Linked DNA regions of Homo sapiens: region 1 is linked to region 2. A link is a loop called in an ENCODE intact Hi-C map of the cell type or tissue named here. Cell type or tissue: GM12878. All regions are shown on one strand. Links, peaks and the distances in the headings refer to the core of each region. The heading gives the core; the rest is flanking DNA. Region 1 has its middle 40 kb from the start of BUD13. Region 2 has its middle 7.5 kb from the start of SIK3.

Region 1 (10,973 bases), core at 1,057-9,056, 370 kb before region 2:
CCGCAAGCAGGCGCCCGCTAACCAAAATGTTGAAAGGTAGAAGGTCAGGGTCAAGCTTCAGGATAGGGTCAAGCCTCCTTTCAAAAGATCTAGGTATGGTCAGAGTGAGAAATAAAACAGGCAAGGCAGATGAAGCGCCAAATTCAGCATGTTCAATATCAAATATTCAATAGCAGATATTCAATTCCCACTCCGTCCCAGGCAACTAAACCCAGGGTGGTCATTCCCAGGATTCCCAAAGCAACACCATCATCATCTCTCCTTCTTCCCTAGATCCCTCTTCTCAAAGAAGAGCATTGCTCCATGCCAGAAACCCAGGTGTCACCCAAGACGCCCCCTCGGTCACCCTCACAGTCACTGAGATGCTGCATCCTGCCTTTTCTGACTCATGACAAAGCTCTCTCCTCTTCCCGTGACTCTTGAGCCACACCTGATGGCTGCAGTTCATCGTCTTTCATACAGACAGCAGCAGCTGCCTCTGGGTGGGGACCCTGCCTCCAGCCTTGCCCATCTCCACACTGCTGCCAAAACGATCTTTCTAAAACACAGTGTTAGTCCTGCCTGCCACCCCAACAAAGTCCTTTCTTACCTGCTCAGAGCCCACAAAATCGTATTGAAATTCCAGGGAACAAAAGGCCTCCAACTCTACCACTCCCCAGTGCAACCTGTCCTCCTGCCATCCCAAATCCCTTGCCAGTCTCCACACTTCTATTCTCCTCCCTCCTCCGGGCCTCTGCGCGTGCTGTTCCTTTATCTGCCTCCCAACAGGGCTCGCGTTCCTTGAGACCATCTGCAGCTTTGCATCCCCAGCACTTGACGCGTAGAAGTGAAGTCTTGATGGAATAAATGAACTGATGAAGATGGGAAAGTGAAAGATTCCATGAGATTGTAGCATTTTCCCAGTTATAACAATGAGGAAACAGAGAGGTGATATAGCTTGTCCAAGGTAAACACAGAATCAGTACCATACCCCATCACCCTTTGCTGCCTCAGCAGAGCCCCAGAGAAACCAAAACAAAAGAAAAACAGAATAAGAACCCAGGAGGGGTTCAGGGTAGCATAGGGCAGGAGTCAGGAGCGGGCAAAGAGAGGAGATGGAGAAGGGAGTTTGTTGAAGGTTGGCAGCTATGGCTAAACAGTTCACAGTGAAGGGAGAGCCTTCAGAGTCCAGGAAGCTTTAGCCAGAAGTCAGAGGGGTGGACTTGCAGTCCCAATAGGAAAGAACTTTCCTCCTCCAGGAATCAGAAAGGGACTAGAGAAACCCAGGAACCAGAGTGAAGACATGAGGCTGGCAGAGAGGGGGTGGGAAGAGGGGCACTAGTGGCTGTGGTGACAAGGCTGTGTGCAGGTTATTAACCCTGGGATAACTGCGTGAGTCCTGAAACAGAAATAAACCTTTCTCACCTCCAAACCCTCACCAGGAAAAAAAAATTAATTTTACACCACAGTCTCAGGAAGAGAAATTTAGGGACACACAGGCTGGGCCTTTGGCCTGTGAAAACCTCAGCTTCTTAGCCCCGTTAGGAAAATCTGGGCTCTTAGAGAGAAGGTAAAGACTTGGATAATGCTATTCTCTCTATTTCTCACCTCCAACCCTCTTTTCTGAGTCCTCTACATCTTTCAAAGGCCAGATTCCCACCTTGGCCCTGTCCAGAAGCCTTCCCAACTGCCAGAATTTCCAGCATCCACTGTTCCTCTGAAGAGCAAAAGCTCTTCACCAGGCTCTTCACCTCCCAGCTTATTCTGTGGTCTTCTCTGGACAAGGAAGACCATCTCCCTAAGGTCCATGGTGACTGGGGGTGGAGCAGGGAGATGGATTTCCCATCATCAGCCACCTTTCCTTGAGCCTAGACCCAGTCCCATCCCCTCCTGCTCAGAGTTCAGGGCTCGGGGACTGGCAGGGGGAAGCTGTACTGTGGCTGGCTGGTATGTTTTGTCAAGAACATATCAGCTGCTTCCCTATTTGGGCAGGAGGAATCCAGGAGGGCTGCATGCCCTGGAAAGCACCTGGTGCTGCTGGGCCCAAAGAACTCGGCCTCCTCTGTCCCCTGCCTTGCAGCAGCCATGCCCACCCAAGCCAAAGTGACTCCTAAGCATTCCCTGCTGCGGGGCGCTTGGATGCAGGTTGAACATGGCTAAGGGCAAGTCACTTGGCTCAGGACACTGACTTAGTTTCTATGTGCCCAGCAGAGTCAGGGAAACTTGGACCCAAGGCAACCCTGAGGCCCCAGGCAGCATCATATACCTGTCTATCCTCCCTGGGACCTTTCAGCATTGGGGACGTGCCCTGTGTGTCGCTTCACTAAACCCTGAGGAATATGCCTGGCTGAATCAGGATGTGCCCACAGTTCCTCACCCAGGGGCCTCCTCACCAACACCCCTGACCCACACCTGAGGACTTAAATGACAGAGGTAGCAGCGGGCAAAAGGCCAGTGGAAGGCGGCAGAGAAGCTTTGCACAGCACCTGCTCCTCTATGGTGTCCAGCCTTTCCCCAACCCCAACCCACCCCTCCTCCTGTGCAGCCAGCTCCAGCCCCAGCCACAGAGCAATAAGGAGGAACTGGAGAAAAACCGAGGATCCAGCACAGACCGCCCAGGCCCTGGCCACCAACTCCTCCACCCCTGGCAGCACGGAGCCCCATCATCAGGCGCTAATTAAATCCCCCTAATGAGGAAATAAGGATGCAGGAGCCAGCTCCGCCATGGCCTCCCCGGCCCACCGCTCTCGCCTCTCCATCGGACTTATCACTCGTCACAGGATGTTTACAATAATTTTTAATTTGTGCAATTATTAATCACTTTTCTATCTGCCTCATTTGCATAATAATTAGTCATCTCACTGTTTGGCATGCCTGTGAATGACAGTGTTTTAAATTGAATTAAGATTTTAATATTCTATTTTCCTGCTTTCTTCCCCCTCCACACGCTAATCAAAGTCAGATTTGGCAGCGAGAGAGAGGGTGGGGAGGAGGTTGGCAGGCTCTGGACTTGGCCCGCTCTGCGCTCCCGAGAACTGTGCTAGGAGGAGGGCGTGCCTGTAGAAGGTGACAGCAATCCCCTCTCACCCAAATCCTGGCTCTTGAGGGGTTAACCCAGCCTTGGCTAATTGAGTAGAGGTAATGAGTGAGAAGTGGGCAAAGGCAACTGGGGAGGGAGGGAATCACACTGGCTCAGTGGCACCAGAGACCAAGAAAAGCACTTTCATTTATTTTTTTTCCAAATAGGCTGCTTTTTACAATGGGAAGTTGGAAAGCATATTACAGGTCTGTAATTGATCCCCGGTTACTAGTCTAGGTTAACTTTGATGGCTCAGAGTCCCCCAGGTAGAAAAACGCAGGCTGGCGCAGCCTAAAACCCATTTCTATTCTTCAGATGTACTGAGAAAACAAATCTCTGCAGTTAAGTTTGATTCCCCTTCCCCCTCTCCACACACCAACAAGGCCCTCTGCCCAGGCTGGACACCTAACAGACATGTACCAGGGGGTGTCAGATTTCCACTGACAAGGGGCCAGGAGCAAAGGCAGACTGCCCTCTGTCGGGGCAGCTGTGGGTTTATGGATCTCTTGCCCTCCAGCCCTCTCCTGACCACCCCAGGAATTCAGCTCTAGCCTAGAAAACGCCCTGCTCCATCCCGTCTCCCGCTGCTGCTGCCTCGCGTGTTGCCATGGCAATCCCTGTGGCTGCCTGGGATACCCACTGCTGCTCCAGAATTCTCTGCTTAAGCAGGGCAGCTCTCCCGCAGCCTGTGTGAGACACCGCCCTTTGCCATGGTATGATCACCAGCACGTAGCCTGGAAAGCCTGATACTGGCCTCTCCCTTCAGGTGAGCAGGGAGAGAAGATGGGAGAGAGGGGCTGGTACTGGGCAAGCAACTACAGGTCAGGCCACAACAGCTTGCGGGGCCAGACTCCAGCTCAGCAGGTCATGCTTCCCCTGGCCAGGGGAGCGGAGGGACCCCATCCTGGTACAGCAACCCCTTCCTCCCACAAGGATCAAGGTCTCCCAACTGCAAGAGGGGTCAAGGGAGGGAAAGTCTCCCACATGGGGAAGAGGAAATGAGGTCTTTCTGCCAGAGTTAGAACTGGGTGAGAGGAAGGAGGGCTAGAAGATTCCAGGAGCCCTTCCCCTTCACAGGACTCCAAGGCTGGTCTGAATTCCCCCCTGCAAGTCAGGCAGAGAAACTGTCAGGCATTCCTTGGGTCCCCTCTGGCCAGGGCATCCTGGGGCCGACCCATGAGTCCTCCTGCCAATGTATCCAGGAAGGCCAATAATCCACCCAGAAAGGCACCAGCCTCAGAGCTGGCAGTGCTAGGAAACTGCTTGCCCAGTCTTTGCCTGAAGGGGCAGGAACAAGAAGTGTCAGAATTCAGGAAAGGCACAGTCCAATCCAGGATGATGGGGAGTTTCTGAGAAGGTAGGCCCTGGGACTTTGGGCTGTGTCTCCCACCCAGACTAGAGGAAGCAGGCGGCTTTCTTATCCCATTGTGCGCCAGGCCCAGGTGAGCAAATCTGGTACAATCACTACTCAGGGGACCTTAGCCCTGTACGACAACCAACTTCACCCACCACAGTCCCAGCATGGCAAAAGGAGCTTTTTAGATAGTGAGGCACATAACAAGTGCCGCAGCAGCCTCTGCTGGCCGCCTTAGCCTTCCACACCTGACGCACGGCCGAAAACGCCGGCGGACCCTCGGAACTATGCTTACCATGAGTCCCCGCTGGCCCGGGACAATTCTGGTCTACAGCTGTTGTCTCTGCATAATTACTAATAGCAAGCACACACACCCTTCACTCTCAGAAGCATCCCAGTTTGGACAATAAATTCAGTGGCCTCTAATCGCAGCCAAGCGCAGGATCCCAGCAAGCCAAGCGAGAAGGTGGAGAGACTGAACATGGAGATGAAAAGCCTTCTCTCTGGCCTCAACCAGGGATAGCTGCTCCCTTTCAGTCATCACCAAAGGAGGAAATTCAGAGTCCCCAGCCCTGGGCCAAGACAGATGCATCTGGGTAGTCACACCTGAGGGAAGAGGGAAAGCAGGTATGCGGGCCGGGGCGGAACTAGGCGGAAGGAGGAGAAAGAAGGAAGAAAGAAGAGCAGGCGCAGCTGGAGGGTAGGAAGCATGAAGGAAGCAGAACGCTATGACTCCATGTGTCCAGCAGGTGGCTACACTGAGCGGTCTGTATCGGTCCATCCCCATTGCAGCCGGGCAGCCCCATCCAGCTTGCCTTGTAAGGCTCGGGGTGTGGCTTCCTGTCCTTCTGCAAAGCCCACCTAAGTCACAAAGCCCCTCTTTCCCCTTTACCCTACTTTTCATTCGCTTTTCTCCGAATGACTCCCTAGCCTGAATTACAAAATCACGAAGACATTTCACAAACCCCCATGCCCTCACCCCGCACAACCCCGAGAGACAAGAAAGAGACGCCAGAGCAGTGGGCTCCGGGGTAGTGGGATTCCTGGATCGCTTCCTCCTGGGCTGGTGCCTGCTTGATGCAGGGCTCCTCAGAAACCCCCTGGTATCTGCCCACCTGGGTTGGGAGTCCCTGAGTACAGAGGTATAGGGACCACTGTGGTTTTTTGTGGTGTGGAAGTGAGGTCATAGAAATCAGGGAATTTCTATATGTCTGTCATTCAGAGAAGTTAATGCAAATTAGCTGCAAAGTAAAAAACAAATGTACACTATTTACATCAGAAGTCAGCAGTTATGGCATTTGGGGGATCAGGACAGCAGCAACAGTCCACACTCCACAGGGCCTCATGAGGTAGTGAGAAGAGGGAGCCCCAGGCTGGTGCGGATGGGTTTTCCTGCACTGCTGCCCACCCCTGATTCCCCAGTCCCAAGTCACTCCAGGTGAAGCAATGGCCATATGTGTGGGAGGGAGGGGAAGTCACATCCTGCACTCAGGCAGCTTGCAGTCTGGTTGATGGCCTTTAGGCCCCAGTCCCATGCTTCCTCCCACCATGGCCCCCCAGCCTAATGCCAAGATTCTCCCCAGGCTGGGGCCAAAGTGCGATTTTATCCCCCTTTTTCCCAAGTAGGAGAGGATTATTGTGAAAAGGAAAAATAAGGATCACAGAATCCTTGGGAAGATTTCAAAGATGCCCTACCTACATCTGCATATCACTAATAAATAGCTGCTGAGTTCTGGAAGTTTACACTTGCCCAGTTCTTACCTGCAGTGGAACCTCAACCTAGCATTCAGTTTAATTCAACAAATTAAATGTACTGAGTGTCTTGTACAGGCCGGGCTTTGTGCCGGATGCTGAAGACTGTGGTCTCTGCCTTGAATAAGCCCTAAGTCTGGCCGGGGGAGAAAAACACGTCAAAAACACTGTAATTTGAAGAGACTCACATTAGAGTCAGGTAGGTACAAGTACAATAGGAGCAAGTCTGAAGAGGAAGCATTTGATTCTGCCACTCTGCGGGTAGCACGGGGGCCAGGGGGAACTCCACAAAGGAAGTGACATTTGAGCTGGACCCTTAAGGGTGAATAAGGATTTGCTAGGGAGAGGAAGACCAGCGCAGAAGCAGGAGCTTGGAAAAAAGCACAGAGGCCTCAAAGAGTGGTGCAAAGTCCAAAGGCTGTAGGGAAGAGGTCGATGAACCAAGGGCCTCGAGGCGGAGGAGACTGGACACATCTTGTAGACAGGGCTTCATCCTGAATCTGCTTCCCACACGACAAAGCAGTGGACCTTCCTGTTCTCAGGGGATCCTTGTCAATACTGGGATCATCATGCTTCCCCACCCTGTTTCCAAGAAAGCAGCAGGCTCCTGTGGCTGGGCCTAGGTTGGCTGGCAGAGCCCCTCCAGGAATATCTGACAGGAGAGTTCATGTGCTAATTAAGCATGCATCTGATATTGCAGACACGACAATCAATTAGCATAGCTGATTAGACACCTCCACGAATGAGCTGTGGTGGCTCCTGAATGCCCTGAACCCACTCTGGCCCACTCTCACTCAGAGCAACCGCCCCCGACTCACTCATTCATTTGAAGAAAGAGCAGAGGCTTTGGTAGAGCTGTGGTCTTTAGCCTCAGTTTCTTCACCTACAACATGGAAATATTAGCATTAACCTTGTTGGGTTGTTGTGAGATTAATATATGGAGAGTACCTAATTTTAGTGCCTAAGTTAGTACTTAATAAATGATAGCTATTAGTTCTGGGGTGTAATACCTTGGCTTTGGAGCTAGGGATTTGAAAATGAATAAGAAATAGTTTCTGGCCATAGGAACTCCCAACGCACAAAATAGTATGATAAATGCTGTCCTCAAAGTGCCATGAAAACTCAGAAAATGGCTGAATTGGTAAGCAGATCCTGTCCTGGGAGCAGTAGCAAGAGTTCAAATTCTCAGTTCCTAAGTATAACTGGGCAGACAGGGCCCTTCTAGCCCCTGCCACAAAGCCCGGGGGTCTCCTAGCACCTCAGATGAGTGCTTGAATAGTAGTTTTGTCTTTGCCAACAACTTTTTTTTTTTTGAGACAGAGTCTTACTCTGTCACCCTGGCTGGAGTGCAGTGGCTCAATCACAGCTCACTGCAGCCTCAACCTCCCAGACTCAAGTGATCCTTCCACCTCAGCCTCTCAAGTAGCTGGGGCTACAGGTGGGTGCCACCATGCCCAGCTAATTTTTTAACTTATTGTAGAGACAAGGTCTCACTATGTTGCCCAGGCTGGTCTCAAACTCCTGGGCTCAAGCAACCTACCCACCTCAGCCTCCCAAAGCACTAGGATCACATGCATGAGCCACTGCCCCCAGCCCACACTTTCTCTTTAATTCATATTAAAAGACTTTTCAAATTGACTCAGAAGCTAAGTCCTCTCCAGCATGAGGCCATGTTGGCCGGGCTCATCTGAGCCTCAGGAGTATAACCGGGCCCAAGTTGTAACCCCCATTCCGGCCTCCTCCTCTCCTGCACCAAGAAAAACCAGAACAAAGCTTAGCATCCTACCACTTTCATGCTGAGAAAGCATAGAAGAACAAGAAAGTAGGATTTCTAGAGGTTAAAGGTAACTATACTGAGTCCAAAACACCAACTGCACAAATAAAGAGATGGATGCAACATGGCTCCATCTCCTTTCTCACGATATGTGTAAAGGAGACACGGGAGCTTCTGACGATAGTGCAGTGGGAATCCGTGGTGTGATGTGGTCACCATGAAAGCTAATCCAGGCCGGCCATGGTAGCTCACACCTGTAATCCCAGCACTTTGGGAAGCCGAGGCGGGTGGATCACCTGAGGTCAGGAGTTTGAAACCAGCCTGGCCAACATGGTGAAACCCCATCTCTACTAAAAAATATAAAAATTAGCCGGGCGTGGTGGTAGGTGCCTGTAATCCCAGCTACACAGGGGGCTGAGCCAAGATAATGGCTTGAACCTGGGAGGCAGAGGTTGCAGTGAGCTGAGATTGTGCCATTGCACTCCAGCCTGGGCAACAAGAGTGAGACTCCATCTCAAAAAAAAAAAAAAAAAAAAAAAAAAAAAAAAAGAAAGCTAATCCAATCTTAAATACACTGATTAAAATAGAATATCTATCTAGGCCTTTTTTCAGACATCTCTCTCTCCTTCACAAGGAACTGCTCTCCTCTCTGCTTTCTTCTGTCTATTAAACGTTCCACTCCTTAACCCACTAAAAAAATTAATTAATTAGTTAATTAAATAGAATATCTAGCTGAGTGTGGTGGCTCATGCCTGTAATCCCAACATTTTGGCAGGCTGAGGTGAGAGGGAGCCCAGGAGTTCGAGACCAGCCTGGGCAACATAGCGTGACCCCCATCTCTACAAAATATTTAAAATTTAGCCAGGCATGGTGGTGCACACCTATAGTCTCAGCTGCTCAGGAGGCTGAGGCAAGAAGGATCTCTTGAGCCCAGGAGTTTGAGGTTACACTATACATATAAACACACACATACAAACACGCATAATGTCTACACTGAGGGAAGTGATACCCATTGTACTCTGATCAGCACACTTTGAACATTACGGCCCAGCTCACTCCAACTGGAATGAGTTCAGAGAAGTCAGTGTGAGACTCGAAATCATGCATTAAAAAGGATGGTTGAAGAAACTGGGGGAAAAAAAAAGTCAGATGGGCCCAGCAGCTTTCTTCTAATGGCAACATTATGGCTCTTCTAGGGTCCTGCATCCTTTTCCTCCTGCCTCTCCCTCTGGTGTCAGCCTCTGGCACAGGTTGTCACGCTTGGTTCTGCTGTTGAACTGAGGGTAGAGGAGAAGGATGAGGCCCTCTAGGGGAGGTGTCCATGAACACCATTAAACCTTCTGTGTGTGCTCATATGTCTATCACAGCACTGTTCACAATAGCAAAAATATAGAATCAACCTCAATCTAAGTGGCCATCAATGGATGATTGGATAAAGAAACTGTAGTATATATACACAATGGAATACTATTCGGCCATAAAAAAAGAATGAAATCATGGTCTTTTGCAGCAACATGGATGGAACTGGAAGCCATTATCTTAAGTGAAACCAAATCAGACACAGAAAGACATATATTGCATGTCCTCTCTTGTAAGTGGGGGCTAAATAATGCGTACACCCTGGGCACGGTGGCTCATACCTGTAATCCCAACACTTTGGGAGGCTGAGGCAGGTAGGTCACCTGAGGTCAGGAGTTCAAGACCAGCCAGGCCAACAACGCAAAACCCTGTCTCTAATAAAAGTATTAAAAAAAAAAAAATTAGCCAGGCATGGTGGTGTTTGCTTGTAATCCCAGCTACTCGGGAGGCTGAGGCAAGAGAATCGCTTGAACCCAGGAGGTGGAGGGTGCAGTGAGCTGAGATCGCGCCACTGCACTCCAGCCTGGGTGACTAAGTGGGACTCTGTCTCAAAAAATAATAATAATGTGTACACATGGACATAAGAGCATGGAATGATAGACAATGGAGACTTGGAAGGGTGAGAGGGTGGGAGGGGGGTGAATGATGAGAAATTACTTCATGGGCCTTATGTACATTATGCAAGTGATGGATATCCTAAAAGCCCTGAATTCACCACTACACAAGCTGTGCATGGAACAAAATTGCACCTCTATTCCATACATTTATACAAATAAGAATATAATAATTTCAAAAATAAAACTCCGTGTATGAAGATTAATTTCCTACTACCTTATTATGTAAAAGATTGTCTGCTTCCTTTCCTGTATAAGTTTTAATGCAAGACTCTCCTCCTATTAGCTTAATGCTGTGGGCCCAGGAAGGGAAACAGGTAGGGCACAGGGAGAAAAATTTATCCCAACACATCTAAAATTGTGTCAGATAGAAAGGAGTTAGTCTTTTTTTTATATAAGCCCCAAGTTGGATAATTCAGACAAATGGTGAAGCCATGGGGAAAGACAACTGGAAAAAAGCTAGAGTTGCTCAGGAATGGAATACATATGTTCAAATGTGAGTGGAACGGCACATCACATAAATGTGTTTTGCCAGGGGATCCTGGCACTGGGGTGAGTGTGAGGATTAGCTCTTGTCGAAGGCTCTTTCCAACTTTGATTCTAGGATTAATCGAATTAACACTGCATTTCCATGGTACTAGAGGGGAACAGCAGTTGAGCTAGTGAACTGATGGAAATACTTACACACTAATTGGTATGGGGAAGGTGGAATAACTAGAAGCCCTTTAAGGTATCTTCCAACTCTGAGATTCTTATTTTGTGATTCCAGATTCTGAAAGGGAGCCACTGTAGAGCTACTGGCAGATCTACACAGCTGACAAGATGCAGCTCACCCCTCTGTCTCAGGTCTCAGGACAACACCTGGTGTGTGCACGTGGGTGGGGGGTGGGTGTGGGAAGCAGAGATGAGGGCAGGAAAAGATAGACATCTGCAGGGCCAGAGCTTGGGCACACACACACACACACACACACACACACACACACACACGGTGGAGATCCAGAGTTGGACCCTTCCCTTAGCTGCTGGCCACAGTCATCTATTGTTGGGGACACAGCTGCCTCT
Region 2 (10,973 bases), core at 1,849-9,848:
TCTCCCTGGGTGTCTCAACAGAAACCTTAGCTGGCTAGTAAAGCAAATAAAAAAATCTTTCACTGTGGAAGCTGCAGGAGCAGCACTGAAACCATTCTTACTGATGACTGTATGATCACAGAGTGTCCTCCACTAATGGAGGTAATTCGAACATCAAATATCAGAACTTTTGCTACTCTCTCAAGAGTGTCAAAAACAAAAACAACTCTGGGAAGGACCTAGAAAATGCAGCATTGTTCTAATTTCCACAGAGAAGAAGCAGATGACTCTTGTCCCTCAATAATGACCAGAACATATGCTGTGTGCTGTGTGTTATGTCACTTACGCTCCTTTCCTGTATAGATTGAGGTCACTAGATGGTGTTTCTGATTGAGACTTTGGTAGAGACTTGCTGGAGATCTCCTTGAAGAATAGTCCTCTTTGGCACAAAGAATATAGAAAATTAGAGAAGGGAGTAATCAAAGGAGATCATCAGGCAAAAAGGAAAATAGTTTAGATGTTTACGTTTAATAAGGATTTATTGAGTACCAAGAACTGAGTTAGGTTCTGAGAGAAACTCAGAGGAAATAGCAATCTGCCACGCGTTATGCTAAACAGTGTACCTAAGGGAACTCACTTAATCTTCACAACAACCTAATTAGATGGTTTGTATTATATCTCTATTTTGCAGATAAGGAAAATGAGGCACATAGGGATTAGGGGAATTGGCCAAAATCACAGAGCTAGAAAGTGATAGAACTGGGATTAAAACCCAGGCAACCTACCTCTGGAACCTAGGATCTTCCCCATTGTATTATAATCCCTGTCAAGGTAGGAGCCAGTAGGAAAAGTGGTCTCTCCATTAAGTTCAGGGTGACTGGGCTCAGTTTCGACCCAGGGAAGAAGAGTATTTTGAGAGGTCTTGAAAGCAGGACAGAGCAGGTAGCAGAAGCGCAGGAATAAAGACAACAAGACAGTAAGACTGAATGAAGTGCCTGCGATGGCTTCACTTGTAAATAGCACCAAGAAGAGTATCATGGCTTATTGTGTAGAAGTATTTCTGGCCCTTGAGGCCACACCTGTAATCCCAGCACCTTGAGAGGCCGAGGCGGGCGGATCACAAGGTCAAGAGATCACGACCATCCTGGCCAACATGGTGAAACCCCGTCTCTACTAAAAATACAAAAAAAATTAGCCGGGCATGGTGGCACATGCCTGTAATCCCAGCTACTCGGGAGGCTGAGGCAGGAGAATCGCTTGAACCCAGGAGGCAGAGGTTGCAGTGAGCCGAGATCGTGCCACTGCACTCCAGCCTGGCAACAGAGCAAGACTCCATCTCAAAAAAAAAAAGAATAAAAAAGAATATAGGCCTGGCCAGGCACAAGTGGCTCACACCTGTAATCCCAGCACTTTGGGAGGATGAGGTGAGTGGATCACTTGAGGCCAGGAGTTCGAGACCAGCCTGGCCAACATGGCAAAACCCTGTATCTACCAAAAATCTTTAAAAAATAGCCAGACTTGGTGGTGCATGCCTGTAATCCCAGCTACTTGGGAGGCTAACGCACAAGAATTGCTTGAACCCAGGAGGCAAAGGTTGCAGTGAGTCGAGATCGTGCCATTGCACTCCAGCCTGGGCAACACAGTGAAAACTCCTCTCACAAAAAAAACAAAATACAGGCCTATAAGTGTTGTGTTCCTGTCCTGAAGAAGACTCAGAGGAGTGGCTTGGGGGTGGAATTCTCAGAGCCCCTGTAATGCAAGACAAAGGCAGAGAGATAGACCCTTCACCCAGCTCCTAATCAGCCATCATTACCAACTCACCCTTTTCTGAAAAAGCAAAAGATAGATTCAAAGAGGAAAACGAGACATTTTCCTATGTAATGTCATTGTGTCCTGTTTCCAGAATTTGAAAAGAGCAGACCAAGTTATTCTCAATGACAGTGATAGGAACTTGGAAACTTTTAGAAGTGATACAGAATGTCTGAGGACCTAAGGTCTGACCTGAGAGTGATACAAACAGTGAGATGTCACATATTTTCAGTGATTTTCAAAGAACACTTAGGCTGCCTGCAGAGCAGTTTACCTGCAACCTGAAAGAAAATTGCAGCCTTACAATGTTGCTCCTTAGACTCTCGGAGCATGAGGACTTGAAGAAAGCCAGGCTTTGCACTTTTTATTGGTCCAACTCATTACTACTCTGAAAAAAAAAAGAAAAAAAGCTAAATTTATACATGCAATGTTGATACAGGAGCATTATTCAGAAATTCTGTATGCCAAAAGACAACATCGTAGTATATTTACATGCTACTAATTCCCCAAATAAGGAAATTACTCGCTGATTATAAATTCTGCCATCACATAGGAATCAAGGCACTGTTGGACACACATTGAACACTCCAAATGCCCTGGTTCTGTGGGTGAGCTGAATGCACACATTCTCTCTCTTAAGACTGTGTTCTAGATGGACATGGTGGCTCATACCTGTAATCCTAGCACTTTGGGAGGCCGAAGTGGGTGGATCATTTGAGGTCAGGAGTTCAAGACCAGCCTGCCCAACTCAGTGAAACGCCGCCTCTACTAAAAATACAAAAATTAGCCAGGCATGGTGGTGGGCACCTGTAGTCCCAGCTACTCAGGAGGCTGAGGCAGAAGAATGGCTTAAACCTGGGAGGCAGAGGTTGCAGTGAGCTGAGATCATACCACTGCACTCCAGCCTGGGTGACCGAGCAAGACTCTGTCACAAATAATAATAATAATAATAAAAAGACTGTGTTCTGCATCACCACCTCAGCTGTGTGGCTTTTGCCTTTTTCCTCGTCTTTCTCAGATCCACCTGGTCACATCCCAATTTCCCCAGGGCATCCGAAGCAGGTCTGAGCAGCCAAGGATAACTACTTAGTCTCCTGCTAGAAAATATCTCAGGTAGGTTGTATAAGGGAAGCTAAGTAAGCTTTCAGTCAACGACTTTCTGTTCAGTCTGCCCACATTGTTCTTTTTAATGTAGCCATTCAAGCTGTGATGCAAAACATAAAAATTGCCCTTATTACTTTGCATATGTTCTAGGATATGGTTGAAACATTTTTAGATTATTATTAATTATCCTTTGAATAATCCAAAACATCTTCAGGCTGGAGTGCAGTGGCGCTATCATAGGTCACTGCAGCCTCAACTTCTTGGGCTCAAGTGATCCTCCTGCCTCAGCCTCCCGAGTAGCTGGGACTACATGTATACACCACCATGCCTGGCTAATCTTTTTTTTTTTTTTTTTTTGAGACGGAGTCTCACTGTGTCTCCCAGGTTGGAGTGCGGTGGCGCGATCTCGGCTCACTGCAAGCTCCGCCTCCCGGGTTCACGCCATTCTCCTGCCTCAGCCTCCCAAGTAGCTGGGACTACAGGCGCCCGCCACTACGCCCGGCTAATTTTTTGTATTTTTAGTAGAAACGGGGTTTCACCGTGTTAGCCAAGATGGTCTCGATCTCCTGACCTCGTGATCCGCCCGTCTCGGCCTCCCAAAGTGCTGGGATTACAGGCGTGAGCCACCGCGCCCGGCCCTGGCTAATCTTTTAATGTTTTTATACAGACAGGGTCTTGCCATGTTGCCCAGGCCAGTCTCAAATTATTGGTCTCAAACAATCCTTCTGCCTCAGCTTCCCAAAGTGTTGCGATTACAGGTGTGAGCCACTGAACTGGCCAAGTATAATTTTCAAAAGGTCTTCTTCAACCTTAGATGTGACTGTATTATCATTTGGGATCAATGTCTTCCTTGGGCAAATATACCTTTGGTTTTATAAGAAAAATCAATGGCAAAATACATTTAGTAAAGAAAAAAAATCATCTAGGACAACTTTTTTTTTTTTTTTTTGAGATGGAGTCACGCTCTGTCACCCAGACTGGAGTATAGCGGTGCAGTCTCGGCTCACTGCAACCTGCACATCCTTGGTTCAAGCAATTCTCCTGCCTCAGCCTCCCAAGTCCCAAGTAGCTGGGATTATAGGCACCCGTCACCACGCCCAGTTAATTTTTGTATTTTTAGTGGAGACAGAGTTTCACCATATTGGCCAGGCTGGTCTGGAACTCCCGACCTCAGGTGATCCACCCACCTCGGCCTCCTAAAGTGCTGGGATTACAGGCGTGAGCCACCACACCTGGCCAGGACAACATTTTTAATAAAAGTGTGTTCCTTAAGGTGGAGGATCCCTTGTTACCCTGTAATCAACTCTCTAATATTTATACTACTAATTTTTGTCTTATAATTTACTTATTTCTCCTAAGTAAAAAATATGATATTCAACAAATATTGATTAAGATATTGACATATTTGGATCCTTTTCTTTCCCTTGAATATCAAAGTGTACCTAGATTCTAGAAAGTCACCATGTTTCACCGAAAATGAAGGCATACTTCAAAGGTCTACCTAGGGTGAAAGTTTTCCTTATTTCCCTAGCTCTGCACTTACAAAACTGCATTTTTCTTCTTTCCCTTCATCTTCACATCTATTCTCACGGAAGAGCCGTCTCTTCTGCAGCACCTGCCTTGGGAACTGCCTCTCAGTTTTCAAAGCTCACCTTCACACAGCCTGGTGTGTTTCAGGTGACAGGACAGATGCTCTGCTTTTAAAGCAGCTTCCTTGCATTAAGGGTCGGTTTTGAGCCAGGCACAGTGGCTCACTCCTGTAATCCCAACACTCTGTGAGACTGAGGTGAGACGACGGCATGAGCCCAGGAGTTCAAGACCAGCCTGGGCAACATAGCAAAACCCCCATCTCTACAAAAAAAATTAAAAATTAGCCAGGAGGGGCTGGGCACGGTGGTTCACGCCTGTAATCTCAGCACTTGGGAGGCTGAGGCGGGCGGATCACGAGGTCAGGAGATCAAGATCATCCTGGCTAACACGGTGAAACCCCATCTCTACTAAAACTACAAAAAAATTAGCCGGGCGTGGCAGCCAGCGCCTGTATCCCAGCTACGCGGGAGGCTGAGGCAGGAGAATGGCCTGAAGCCGGGAGGTGGAGCTTGCAGTGAGCCAAGATCGTGCCACTGCACTCCAGCCTGGGGGACAGAGCGAGACTCCGTCTCAAAAAAAAAAAAAAAATTAGCCAGGAGGCTGGGCGCGGTGGCTCACACCTGTAATCCCAGCACTTTGGGAGGCCACGGCGGGCGGATCACGAGGTCAGGAGATGAGACCATCCTGGCTAACACGGTGAAACCCCGTCTCTACTAAAAATACAAAAAATTAGCCAGGAGTGGTGGTGGGCGCCTGTAATCCCAGCTACTCGGGAGGCTGAGGCAGGAGAATTGCTTGAACCCGGGAGGTGGAGTTTGCAGTGAGCCGAGATCACGCCACCCCACTGCACTCCAGCCTGGGCAACAGAGCAAGACTCCATCTCAAAAATAAGTAAAAAAAAAAAAATAGCCAGGCATGGTGGTGCATGCCTGTGGCCCAGCTACTTGGGAGGCTAAGGTGGGAGAATCACTTGAGTCCAGGAGGTCAAAGCTGCTGTGAGCCGTGATCACACCACTGCACTCCAGCCTGGGCAGCAAAGTGAAACCCTGTCTCAAAAAAAAAAAAAAAAAAAGTGGGTTTTGCTTAAGTTTTCTACCAGCCTTTTCAGCTGTTGGCTAAGAACAATTTATACTATTGGGATTGGTTTCTGTAGGTAGCTGACTTACCTTTGTTTGCTTCATTTCTGCCACAATTTTTCTCAAACTAGAAAATCCAGTCTTCTACTTCTTGAGGCCAGATTCCTATCCCTTGGCTGCAGAGACACCTTCTGGTTGAAGTCCTAAACTACATGATGCGTAACGAATACTCCCTTTTCTTTTCTGCTAAGGAAGGCTTTCTAGTCCTTTCTATTTAAACTGTAGGCCATTGAAAACCACAAACCCGTATAGGAGCCAGAAAGCTGGAATCCGAATGGAAGCTGGCTTCAGGAAGCTAGATTTCTTTATGGCCAAATACAAAGTACAGTGGGGGCCAGGCGCGGTGGCTCACGCCTGTAAACCCAGCACTTTGGGAGGCCGAGGAGAGCTGATCACAAGGTCCGGAGTTTGAGATCAGCCTGACCAACATGGTGAAACCCGTCTGTACTAAAAATATAAAAATTAGCCAGGCGGGGTGGCACACGCCTGTAATCCCAGCTACTCAGGAGGCTGAGGCAGGAGAATAGCTTGAACCCGGGAGGCAGAGGCTGCAGTGAGCCGAGATGGCACCACTGCACTCCAGCCTGGGCGAAAGAGTGAGACTCCGCCTCAAAAAAAAAAAAAAAAGAAAGTACAGTGGGGTAGGCTTACAATTGTGTTTTAGGCTTAAGTAGCAGTCCATGCTGTGTGTGTTTGTGTGTGTATGTTTTGAGACGGAATCTGGCTCTATCACCCAGGCTGGAGTGCAGTGACATGATCTCAGTTCACTGCACCCTCCACCTCCGGAGTTCAAGTGATTCTCCTGCCTCAGCCTCCCAAGTAGCTGGGATCACAGGTGTGCACCACCACACCCAGCTAATTTTTGTATTTTTAGTAGAGACAGGTGTGGTTTTCACCATGTTAGTCAGGCTGGTCTCAAACTCCTGACCTCAAATGATCCACCCGCCTTGGCCTCCCAAAGTGCTAGGATTACAGGCTAGAGCCACCACGCCTGCCTTTTTTTTTTTTTTTTTTTGAGACGGAGTCTTGCTCTGTTGCCCAGGCTGGAGTGCAGTGGTGCAATCATAACTCCCTGAAGCCTCCAACTCCTAGGCTCAAGCTATCTTCCCACCTCAGCCTCCTGAGTAGCTGGGACTGTAGGCATATACCACCACACTTGTCTTAAAAAAAAATTTGTCTTTTGGTTGGGTGTGGTGGCTCACATTTGTAATCCCAGCACTTCGGGAGGCTGAGGCAGGTGGATCACCTGAGGTCAGGAATTCAAGACCAGCCTGGCCAACATGGTGAAACCCCATCTCTAGTAAAAATACAAAAAATTAGCCAGGCGTGGTGATGCGTGCCTGTAATTCCAGCTACTGGAGAGGCTGAGGCAGGAGAATTGCTTGAACCGGGGAGGTGGAGGTTGCAGTGAGCCGAGATTGCACCATTGCACTCCAGCCTGGGCAACAAGAGGGAAACTCTGCTTAAGAAAAAAAACTAAGGATGAAGTTATTTCCATTTATTTTTATTTAAAAAATAATTTCATTCACTTGGCACATTTAAGAGCCAGGTCTGTTATCTTCTCTGGAAAATCACTCCTACCTAATGAGGTCGTTAGGAGAATTAACTTATAAATATGTAAAGGGACCTAGATTAGAGCCTCGTACATCCTCCCTCTAAATTCCAAAAGTAGGTAAACAATAACATACTGGTTTCCAAATCACTTTCAAAAGATTAGGAATGATTGAGAATAGAATTAGGGCTGTGAAAATGGATTAACTTCAGAGTTAAAAGAAAGTTGTGGTTTAAATGTTTCGATTTGGTTTACTAAACATGCATAGTTCAATCTGTGGAATGTGGATATATTTGTGTTTGTGATGCAACTCTGCATGTCCAATGAAAACATTCTTACTCTCAAATTTCATAACGTAGTTGTTATCCCCACTTTATAGATGGTCAACTTACTTTATCTATCTGATGATTGGCTCCTACAGCCAGTAAGTGGTGAAGCTGAGATGTAATTCCAAGGCTGCTGATCTCCAAAGCCAGTTGTCTTTCCAAATATTAGAATATACTAGTGTCTGTGGTCTGTTAAAAAAAATGATGACAGTGCCTTTTTAAATAAAATTTAAAGCATGTACATGAAAAATACTAAAACACTTATATAATTGCTATGTAACAATCTGCTTAACAAATTGTGTGCACTCCCAAACTTTCTGCATAATGCAAGTGCTTTGTGAGAAGTCTATATGAGCTCTGTGGGAAAGATCCAATCCTGGTGGCATTTTTTCCCCTAAAATTTATTTAATATAATATATGTAAAAAACAACAAATTATATGTATACCATTTGTAGGTATTGTGCAATAATCTGCTTTTACACAGTGAAACACTCAGCCGGGTTTGGTGGCTCACACCTGAAATTCCAGCACTTTGGGAGGTCAAGACAGATGGATCACCTGAGGTCAGGAGTTCAAGACCAGCTTGGTCAACGTGGTGAAATCCCACCTCTACTAAAAGTACAAAAATTATCCAGGGATGATGGCAGGCACCTATAATCCCAACTACTCGGGAGGCTGAGGCAGGAGAATCGCTTGAACCTGGGAGACAGAAGTTGCAGTAAGCAAAGATCGCGCCATTGCACTCCAGCCTGGGCGATAAGAGCGAAACTCTGCTTCAAAAAAAAAGAAATGAAACACTCATATATGACTTTTAATTGTTTTCCAAAATAAAACTAAAATGTTCTAAATTTATTATTTTATTTATGTTTTGAGACAGTGTCACTCTGTCATCCAGGTTGGAGTGCAGTGGCACAATCTCAGCTCACTGCAACCTCTGCCTCTGAGTTCAAGTGATTCTAGCGTCTCAGCCTCCTGAGTAGCTGGGATTACAGGCATGTGCCACCATGCCTGCCTAATTGTTTTGTAGTATTTTTAGCAGATAGAGTTTTGCCATGTTGGTGGGGCTGGCCTTAAACTCCAGAACTAAAGTGATCCGCCCACCTTGGCCTTCCAAAGTGCTGGGATTACAGGCATGAGCCACCACGCCTGGCCCCATTTAGTTTTTAAGTTAAAAATAAGGGCAGGAGCCGGGAGAGTAGTGCCAACTATAGTCCCAGCTACTTGGCAGGCTGACACAGGAGGATTGCTTGAGCTCAGGAGATCAGCGCTGCAGTACGCTATGATCACACCTCTTAATAGCCACTGTGCTGTGCTTTAGCCTGGATAACAGAGCTAGACACCATCTTTTTTTTTTTTTTTTTGAGATGGAGTCTTGCTCTGCCAGGCAGGCTCGCGTGCAAGGGCACAATCTTGGCTCACTGCAACCTTCACCTCTTGAGTTCAAGTGATTCTCCCACCTCAGCCTCCTGCATAGCTGAGGCTACAAGGTGTGCACCACCACGCCTGGGTAATTTTTCGTGTTTTAGTAGACATGGGGTTTCACCATATTGCCCAGGCTGATCTGGAATTACTGAGCTCAGGCAAACCTCCAACCTCGGCCTCCCAAAATGCTAAGATTACAGGAGTAAGCCACTTTGCCTACTCAGAGACACCATCTCTTAAAAAAAAAAATGAGTGGGCAGGACATGATGACGAAGGGTAATAATGTGTTCGGAATTGGTGGATTCTTGGTCTCACTGACTTCAAGAATGAAGCCGCAGACCCTCGCGGTGAGTGTCACAGTTCTTAAAGGCGGCGTGTCCAGAGTTTCTTCCTTCTGGTGGGTTGACGGTCTCGCTGGCTTCAGGAGTGAAGCTGCAGGCCTTTGCCATGAGTGTTACAGCTCTTAAGGCAGCACGCCTGGACTTATTCGTTCCTCCCGGTGGATTCCTGGTCTCGCTGGCTTCAGGAGTGAAGCTGCAGACCTTCGCAGTGAGCGTTACAGCTCATAAAGCCAGCATGCACCCAAAAAGTGATCAGCAACAAGATTTACTACAGAGAGTGAAAAAACAAAACCTCCACAGCAAGGAAGACTACCCAAACGGATTGCCACTGCCTATTCCGGCAGCCTGCTTTTATTCTCTTATCTGCCCCACCGCACCCCCCCTACCCTGATTGGTCCATTTTACAGAGAGCCGATTGGTCTGTTTTACAGAGAGCTGATTGGTCCGTTTTGACAGGTGCCGATTTGTGTATTCACAATCCCTTAGCTAGACATAAAGGTTCTCCAAGTCCCCACCAGATCAGCTAGACACAGAGTGCAGATTGGTGCATTTACAAACCTTGAGCTAGACACAGGGTGCTGATTGGTGCACTTACAAACCTTGAGCTAAATACAGAGTCCCGATTGGTGTATTTACAATCCCTTGGCTAGACATAAAGGTTCTCCAAGTCCCCAATAGACGCAGGAACCCAGCTGGCTTCACCTAGTGGATACTCCACTGCATCCGCAGGGGGAGCTGCCCACCAGTCCTGCGCCCTGTGCCCCCACTCCTCAGCCCTTGGGCGGTCCATGGGACCAGGCGCTGCGGAGCAGGGGGCGGCACTCGTCGGGGGAGGCTGGGGCTGCCCAGGAGCACACGGCGGCGACGGGGAGGCTCAGGCATCGCAGACTGCAGCTGCAGCTGCAGACCGAGCCTTGCCCCACAGGGAGGCAGCTGAGGCCCGGGGAGAATTGAAGTGCAGCGCCGGCGGGCCGGCACTGCTGGGGGACCTGGCGCACCCTCCTCCGCTGCTGGCCCGAGTGCTAAGCCCCTCACTGCCCGGGGCGGGAGGCGCCGGCCGGCTGCTCTGAGTGCGGGCCCACCAAGCCCACGCCCACCAGAACTCAAGCTGGCCCACAAGTACGGCAGGCAGCCCCGGTTCCCGCTAGTACCTCTCCATCCACACCTCCCTGCAAGCTGAGGGAGCCAGCTCCGGCCTCGGCCTGCCCAGAAAGGGGCTCCCACAGTGCGGTGGCGGGCTGAAGGGCTCCTCAAGTGTGGCCAGAGTGGGCGCTGAGGCCAAGGAGGCTCGGAGAGCGAGCGAGGGCTGTCAGAACACTGTCACCTCTCAATAGCATTTGAGCCATGTGGTGTGGGCCTCCCACCCAATTCTAAATCCCCTACACAGTAGAGCCAATTTCTACCAAAGCTGGATGTGGAAACCAGAGTAGTTATAGATATTCTTCCCTTACAGTTCATACCAACTTTAGAAACAGTTTTGAGTTCCCTAAGATTTTTTTTCTGATAACTTCCAAGCACGGGCTGGGCATGGTGGTTCACGCCTGTATTCCCAGCACTTTGGGAGGTCTAGGCGGACAGATCACTTGAGTTCAGGAGTTCAAGACCAGCCTAACCAACATGGAGAAACCCCGTCTACTAAAAACACAAAATTAGCCAGGTGTGGTGGCGCATCCTTGTAATCCCAGCTACTCAGGAGGCTGAGGCAGGAGAATTG

Evidence for each region. Hi-C counts contacts between places; a loop is a spot of excess contacts. Peaks named below come from ENCODE experiments on the same cell type or tissue, not always from the same donor. Only the 100,000 strongest peaks of a DNase experiment are listed, where the experiment ranks them.
Region 1: it touches region 2 in a loop (12-fold over the local background); 23 of 110 quality-filtered maps call a loop at or near these places.

Annotation. Positions count from the first base shown.
Region 1 is chr11:116,727,740-116,738,712 of GRCh38, forward strand. No RefSeq gene overlaps it. Among named protein-coding and RNA genes, the nearest start is that of BUD13, 40 kb to the right of the region's middle. RefSeq lists a silencer at 5,195-5,244. In GM12878, for the core only: a CTCF peak has its summit at 5,158 (motif pointing right); a DNase peak (open chromatin) is centred at 5,232; H3K27ac peaks cover 533 bases.
Region 2 is chr11:117,100,418-117,111,390 of GRCh38, forward strand. No RefSeq gene overlaps it. Among named protein-coding and RNA genes, the nearest start is that of SIK3, 7.5 kb to the left of the region's middle. RefSeq lists a silencer at 8,761-8,995. In GM12878, for the core only: a CTCF peak has its summit at 5,743 (motif pointing left); a DNase peak (open chromatin) is centred at 5,774.